2 separate regions of the Homo sapiens genome follow, and region 2 is linked to region 1. The links are chromatin contacts, found by Hi-C or POLR2A ChIA-PET in ENCODE. All regions are on one chromosome and are shown on one strand. The core of a region is the stretch at or near the end of the contact, and the rest is flanking DNA. Distances in the headings are between cores, read along the strand shown. Region 1 has its middle 19 kb from the start of SMCHD1. Region 2 overlaps MYOM1 (myomesin 1).

The links. A loop is a pair of places that touch in the nucleus more often than their neighbours do. ChIA-PET counts read pairs that join two places held with the same protein, here RNA polymerase II (POLR2A). Pooled maps may share reads with other maps.
Region 2: a loop to region 1 is called in a map of B cell, with 12 times the contacts of the local background. The contact joins two enhancer-like sites. A Hi-C loop is called at or near these places in 1 of 168 maps with a recorded cell type or tissue (B cell), 8 of 37 single-sample maps with no recorded cell type and 4 of 50 pooled maps. POLR2A ChIA-PET finds 5 or more read pairs at or near these places in 1 of 52 experiments (K562).

The regions. Positions count from the first base shown.
Region 1 is chr18:2,634,850-2,638,658 of GRCh38, reverse strand. No RefSeq gene overlaps it. Among named protein-coding and RNA genes, the nearest start is that of SMCHD1, 19 kb to the left of the region's middle. RefSeq lists enhancers at 1,324-1,373, 1,964-2,143. Within about 2 kb of position 1,843, at least 15 of the 41 ENCODE cell types and tissues checked have a DNase peak (open chromatin) inside an H3K27ac peak, as active enhancers do; they include B cell, where a contact is called at or near this core.
Region 2 is chr18:3,176,403-3,180,430 of GRCh38, reverse strand. All of the region lies in intron 5 of MYOM1 (myomesin 1), which reads left to right. Among named protein-coding and RNA genes, the nearest start is that of MYOM1, 42 kb to the left of the region's middle. RefSeq lists enhancers at 2,102-2,491, 2,512-2,631. Within about 2 kb of position 2,335, at least 14 of the 41 ENCODE cell types and tissues checked have a DNase peak (open chromatin) inside an H3K27ac peak, as active enhancers do; they include B cell, where a contact is called at or near this core.

The DNA.
Region 1 (3,809 bases), core at 594-3,093:
CCATAGTGGTGAATACATGTCACTTATACATTTGTCCAAACCCAAAGAATGTGCAACATGAAGAGTGAACCCTTATGTAAACTACGGACATTCCGTGGTTATGATGTATCTGCATAGATTCCCTCATTGTAACACATGCTGCTCTCTGGTGGGCAATGTTGAAAACCAGGGAGCTGGCATGTGTGGGGGCAGGAGGTACCTTTCTTTCCATTTTGCTGTGAACCTAAAACTGTTCTAAAAACATAGTCTCTCGCTCTCTGTTTTTTTTTTTTTAGACGGAGTCTCGCTCTGTCGCCCAGGCTGGAGTGCAGTGGCTCCATCTCGGCTCACTGCAAGCTCCGCCTCCCGGGTTCACGCCATTCTCCTGCCTCAGCCTCCGGAGTAGCTGGGACTACAGGCGCCCGCCACCACGCCCGGCTAATTTTTGTATTTTTAGTAGAGACGGGGTTTCACCGTGTTAGCCAGGATGGTCTTTATCTCCTGACCTCGTGATCCACCTGCCTCGGCCTCCCAAAGTGCTGGGATTACAGGTGTGAGCCACCACGCCCGGGCTAAATTTCTGTTTCTTATCTAAGTTTCACTTTCTTTAGAGAGAAATAATCTCTTCTCTAAAACTATATTACTCATCCTCCCCTTACAAGGCAATTGGCCGGTTCTAGAGTTAGAATGCAGCATCCCCACACAAGATACACAGATCCTATAGCACACAGGTCATTAGCCATCCATAACCATATCAATTATGAAAAATAAGGACACTTTTTGTCACATTCCTCAAAATGTGTATTTTTCAGTTCTAAATATCCCTATTAATAGTTAATTTAAGTCCGGGCACGATGGCTCACGCCTGTAATCTCAGCACTTCGGGAGGCTGAGGCGGGCAGATCACTTGAGGTCAGGAGTTTGAGACCAGTCTGGCCAACATGGCGAAACCCTGTCTCAACTAAAAATACAAAAATTAGGTGGGCGTGGTGGCACGCACCCGTAATGCCAGCTACTCGGGAGGCTGAGGCAGGAGAATCACTTGAACTGGGGAAGTGGAGGTTGCAGTGAGCTGAGATTGTGCCATTGCACTCCAGCCTGGGCGACAGAGGGAGACTCCTGGCAAAAAAAAAAAAAAAAAAAAAGGTTAATTCAAGCTGACACTTGCCAAGCCTGGGTCAGTTCCTCCTCACAGAATGTACTCTGGCTTGACGTGAATCTGACTTCTATAATTGCCCCCTGCTGTCCTGTGGTACATAACTCTTGATACTTCTGAGATGTGATTTAGAAAATGAATACTTCTCCAAAGGAAACAATAAATTTGCAGAGATAAAACTGCCTAAATCATGCTGAATATGTTGCACAAGGAGAACCAAGCCCTCCCCATTCCCAATCATATGTATAGGAAATGTAGACTTTTTCAAGGCAGTCAGCAGGAACAAAATATGCGCAAAGACTCTGTTTTCATGTTTTTGTACTTTAGTTTTGTATTAGATATTTCCTGCTTCTACAGCTGTTGGGTGTGTCCCTCCTCCTGTTCCGGTGATGTAAACCTAAAAAAAAAAAAAAAAAAAAAAGAAAGCTTCTCAAAAAAGAATAAAGAAGTAAACACACACACACACACACACACACACACACACACACAAACACTGAACATTTTAGATTCCCTGTTATGTCAACCCTTTTCATTTTAGAGAATGTTTTTGCCTCACATGTGCAAAACTAAATCTATCCAACCTTGTTGCTTTTTCAGAAGAAAAGGAAGTATACACTTGTGTATTGTCTCCAGCTTTGCTAGCCTAAGAGAAACTAACTGCTTGTAACTCAAAGCCAAATCCTCAAGGTGTTCTAGCTCAAAGCCAACCACAACAGGAAGGGGAAGTACACAATATCTTACACTTTATATAATTTTGCTGTTCTCTCCTCACGTCCCTACGTCTCTCACACATCTCTAAATCTTCTTACAGGGCACAGCATCCTTGGAAATGCAGGAAACAGCTTCTGGATATCTGATGCAGGGCTCCCCTTAGATTTTTCACAGCGGCCGAGCAGCCTCCTATCTCCATACAAGTCGAAGTCCCCATTTTCCTCTGCTGTGGTTGAAATTTTCACAGAGTGCTCCTCTGGAACTACAGTCCTACTGAGCCTTTTCTATGGCCTTCTATGCAGTTACTTTCCCCAAACAGGACCCTTAATTCTAATCAGAGCTTGAGAAACTCTGCCAGCAGTCAGACTGTGATAAACAATGTTTTCGACAGGACACAGAAAGGCCAACAGAACAATGTTTCTAACCAAACATAATTAATGCTGTACCGTAGTTGGAAAAAAAAAGACTAACCATTCCTTCTTAGAATCACCGAACAAAGGCCAAACCCTATAAAAAGCCCCTCCCTGGCTGGGCACGGTGGCTCACGCCTGTTATCTCAGCACTTTGGGAGGCCAAGGCGGGCAGATCACTTGAGGTCAGGAGTTTGAGACCAGCCTGACCACATGGTGAAATCCTGTCACTACGAAAAATACAAAAATTAGCTGGGCGTGGTGGCATGCACCTGTAATCCCAGCTACTCGGGAGGCTGAGGCAGGAGAATTGTTTGAACCTGGGAGGCGGAGGTTGCAGTGAACTGAGATCACGCCACTGCACTCCAGACTGGGCAACAGAGGGACTCCGTCTCGGGAAAAAAAAAAAAAAAGCCCCTCCTTGCTCCATGTTTCTGAGATATCCCATGACCAGTTCCTCCTCACTACAGCAAGTACAGTCATGCAACTATTTTCTGTAGGTAAGACCTGTGGTCTTTTCTTTGGTTGGTGAGCTTTAACTGGCTTTTATTATCTCTGGGTGGCATTTTCAATTCTCAGAGTGATTGTCCCATAGAATTGAAGTCTCCTAACCCTCCCTTCCCCTAGAAGCCGCATTCTAATCAGGGCTTGAGAAACTCTGCCAGCAGTTAGGCTGTGATAAACAATGTTTTCAACAGGACACAGAAAGGCCAACAGAACAATGTTTCTAACCAAACATAATTAATGCTAAACTATAGTATAGCATCCCCTGCCCCACCACACCACACCCTTGCTTACTATACCTACTTGATGGAACTCCCCAAGTTCCTTCTCTTTGCCCCAGGATAGAGGTTGCCTTAAGGAAAGACATCAGGATAATGCTGTTCTTGGCTCCCGGTTACCCAGTGACTCCTTCCTTTCCATGCACAGATTGAGAGCATCCACTGCCGGGCGACTTTTTTGTCTGTCCTACTCGTCACCCTCCATCAGGGGATTTTGGTGGAAGTGCCAGCCTTTCCCAGCCCTTTCCAGGCCTCTACAGCCAGTTCTGTTTCTAGCCTGACTCAGTTCCACATCTTTCCTCCCTCTCCTGAAAATGGACAATTTTGAGTAACCAACTGTTTGACTTCTCCATATCTCTCTTCCAGGATGTGAGGCATGAAGATGCGGGTGTGAGAGTAGATCTAAAATTCATTTTCAAGGATCCAAATAACTTGGCCCTTGACCCTCCTGGTGCCTAGAAAACCAACTCTCTCCAATAGACCTACTCTCATCTTCCCTACTCCAAAGCTGTCAGATACCTAGGGAATCCGTTTTACAACCATTTCATTGGTCTCCCAGCATTTTGATGGAATTTTGCATTGTTTATCTTTGTGAACAATATACTTCTCTTAAGTGCCTGGGCAACTAACTTAGTCTCTAATTTGTAGAGAGTAGAACCTCTTCCTACTTCTAAGGCTGAAAGATAAAAAGGGAGTAATTTTCCCCACCATTCCATCCCTCTGCTGGGACACTGGTCTAGTTTGTATCCTCTTCGAGTTCCCTAGGGTGGA
Region 2 (4,028 bases), core at 1,086-3,585, 540 kb before region 1:
GAGAATAGAATCAAATACCTTTCTGACTTAATCCTTGACCACCGCTTTAAATGAAGAATTTCTCACATTGGTATCTGGAGCTCCAGAGAAAAGACTACAAGCTCTGCAGTCAAAGTGATGTGTGGTGTGTGTGTATTTTAAACCCATTTCTCTTGCCATGTGGTGATAATAGAAAAGTTGTTAGCTGGGGAAAAGGTATTAGGGTGCTAAATTGAGTAGTAATGGAAAGAAAGGATGGTGAAGCAACTATGGGAGCTGCAAAATAGTTTTTTATTTTATTTTTAAAAATTCATTTTTTACAGTCATGGAGTCTTGCCATGTTACCCAGCTGGTCTCGAACTCCTGGCCTCAAACGATCCTCCTGCTTCAGCCTCCCAAAGTTCTGGGATTACAGGCATGAACTGCCACTGCTGACCTGCAGAATACTTTGTAATGAAAATTTTATAGAGATATGAGCAATACTTTTGATCCGAAGCCGAATTGAGTGTCACTGAGTCATTTGGTCAAACAGCACATGTCACAGCCGTTGGTATCACAGCGCTTTTCTTAGGCAAAGAGGAACCACTGAAAACCCTCCAGCACAAGAAAGAGCAGAGCCAGAGTGAGCTTGAGTCCAGTGTGAAATTACCTAAACCAATTATAGAAGAAGAGCATGCCAATTAACATGTTCTACCCTGTACTTCATCTAAACGGGGAATGCGGGAGATTAGAAGTGGCCAGTGGATTTCTTTTTCCAGGCCATCTCTGATCAGATAGTCCTGTCTGCTCGAGCCATGTTGAGACAGCTGTCTGAAGCTGCTGGCAGGAAATAGCACTGCATCAACTTGCAGGGTCTTCTGTGTTTGGAGAAGGTTATGTTGCTGCACCTGCCACACAGCTGCGATTCTTAAGCCAGTCCCACCCTCTCCATTTCACATCTGAGGGAACTGAGACTGTCAACTTACTTTCTTCGTGTGCATTTATTTAAAATCATCCAACTTTGGGAGGCTGAGGCAGGGGGATCGCTTGAGCCCAGGAATTTGAGACCAACTTGAGCAACATAGTGAGACCTCATCGCTATTTATTTAAAATAAAATCATCCATATCATGACATATATGCTTGTCAGAACTCTGTTCTCTCAGACAAAAAATTATGAAGCTACAATTAATCTATTGCATTACGTGCTAATTCTGTTCAACCAAATTTAACCAATTCTGAGCGCCTGCTGTTTGCCCATGACTCATTCTTCCTCAGGAGTAGGAATAGAAGTAAATGTGGATCAGGCCAGGCACAGTGGCTCATGGCTGTAATCCTAGCATTTTGGGAGGCCGAGGTGGGAGGATTGCTTGAGCCCAGGAGTTTAAGACCAGCATAGGCAACATAGCAAGAGCCTGTCTCTACAAAAAATAGAAAAAATTAGCTGAGTGTGGTGGTGCACACTTGTAGTCCCAGCTACTTGGTAGTCTGAGGTGGGAAGATTGCTCGAGCCTGGGAGGTGGAGGTTGCAGGGAGCTATAATCACACCATTGCACTCCAGCATGGGAGACAGAGCGAGACACTGTCTCAAAAAAAAAAAGTAAATGTGGATCAGACACAATCCCAACCTCAAAGGTTTGGCAACATAATAGAAGAGACACATATCCAACCATAATTTTGATAAATGTTATATTTAGTAACTTGAAGCAAGGAACCCTGATGCAGAGAGGCAGGAACGATTCATACTGTGTCATATTTTAGGGAAGAGTTTATTGAAGAAGTTGCATTTGATCTGAATCTTGAAGGATGAGTTCGGGTTCTGTTATATGGAGGAGAGTGTTTGTTTGTTTTAAGTGTAGAAAATGAATAACGTGCTTTAGGGACGGAGGGGTGTATGTGTATGTGAGAGAGAGAGCTGGGGAAAGGAAGGAGCTGACTGAAGCCAGTATTCTTCCTTCCTCTCCCTTTCCATCATGTTCCCTACTCCCAAACCTCCTTATGATCGTGTCCACAAGTCTGAAGAAATGAAATGCAGACAGAACAATTGGAAAATGGAAGCATCATGTGGGTCAGCAGCCAGGCTGCCGGTTCAAATCCCTCCTCTGCTGTTCCTGGCTGTGTGACTGGGCAAGTTCCTGAAACCCCCATGCCTTGGTTTCTTCATCTGGAAAATGAGGTTAAAAACAGCACTATCTCATACGGTGGTTGTGAGAACTGAACTTACCAATGTATGCATAAAGCGCTTAGAGCATTGCCTGGCTCATAGTCAATTCTCTGTGTCAGCTATGTTAATCAGGGTTATTGACGTCATCTGTGCGTGCGAAGTGGGCTGTCTGAAAGGGAAACAAGTGAAACCCAGTTCCTCTTTTGGGCAGAAAATGGTTTAAGTAGAAAAGCCTGGTCCAGCACCATAGCCACTGGCTACTGAGAACATGAGGAAGTGGTGAAGAATCCAGGCGCCACGTACAGACCCAGAAGACAGGGTCCCAGGGAGAGGCCCGCCTGCGTAGTCCACTCTCCGAGGGCTGTGAGGCTTAACCAGATATGGAACAGTCAGAAAAAGGGAGGCTTTCAGCTCTTACTTGTCAGAAGTTTCCTTTCATGATTTATATTATAAATTCTTCCAAGGCAAGAGCCATGTTTGTTTATGACATTGAATAAAACACTTAAATATAATGATCGTTCAATACAATGATATTGCAGGCCGAGCATAGTGGCTCACACCTGTAATCCCAGCACTTTGGGAGGTCAAGGCAGGTGGATGACCTGAGGTCAGGGGTTCGAGATCAGCCTGACCAACATGGTGAAACCCCATCTGTACTAAAAATACAAAAAACTAGCCAGGCGTAGTGGCCGGTGCCTGTAATCCCAGCTACTGGGGAGGCTGAGGCAGGAGAATCACTTGAACCCGGGAGGTGGAGTTTGCAGTGAGCCAAGATGATGCCATTGCACTCCAGCCTGGGCAACAAGAGTGAAACTCTGTCTCAAATAATAATAATAATAATAATAATAATAATAATAATAATAATGATATTGCTTCTAACAACATGCAAGAATGTTAGCAGGAAGAATGTTTTGCTCTCATCCTACACAGATAGCCAGCAATAAAACCCCCAACAGAAAGCCTTCCTCTCTGTTACATCAATAGTGGTCAACTTTTTAAAAAGCTTATTTATGTATTTATTTGTTTTATTTATTTTTAAAAAGCTTATTTGTTTGTTTGTTTTATTTATTTTAAGACACGGTCTCACTCTGTTGCCCAGGCTGGAGTGCAGTGGTGCGATCATAGCTCACTGCAGCCTCAGCCTCTCAGGCTCAAGCTATTCTCCCACTGCAGCCTCCAAAGTAGTTGGGACTACAGGTTTACACTCAGCTAATTTTTTGTAGTTTTTGTAGATTCAGGGTCTTGCTTATTGCCCAGGCTGGTCACAAACTCCTGGCCTCAAGTGATTCTTCCACTTCAGCCTCCCAAAGTGCTGGGATTACAGGAATTACATGCATAAGCCACCATGCCTGGCCTAAAACCTTTTAAATTATAATATAACATGCACACAAAAAGTGTGCATATTATATACTGCAAATTTTTTTTTTTCGAGATGGAGTCTCACTCCGTCGCCCAGGCTGGAGTGCAGTGGCACAATCTCAGCTCACTGCAACCTCCGCCTCCTGGGTTCAAACAATTCTTGTGCCTGAGCCTCCTGAGTAGCTGGGATTACAGGTGTGTGCTACCATGCCTGGCTAATTTTTAGTATTACTAGTAGAGATGGTATTTCACCACGTTGGCCAGGCTGGTCTCAAACTCCTGACCTCAAGTGATTTGCCCGCCTCGGCTTCCCAAAGACTGCACACTTTTACAAATGAATTGCTTTAGTGAATTTTTGTAGATTGCACACACCCATGTAACTGACACCCAAATCAATAAACATTATTGACACCCAAGAAGCCTCCTTCTTGCGTCCCAACACACTACTGATTTCTAGTAGCATTAATTAGTTTTTTGTTTTTGTATTCTATATAAAAGCAATCATTCTGCTGTGCACTGTTTTGTAACTGGCTTTTTTCGGTAACTATG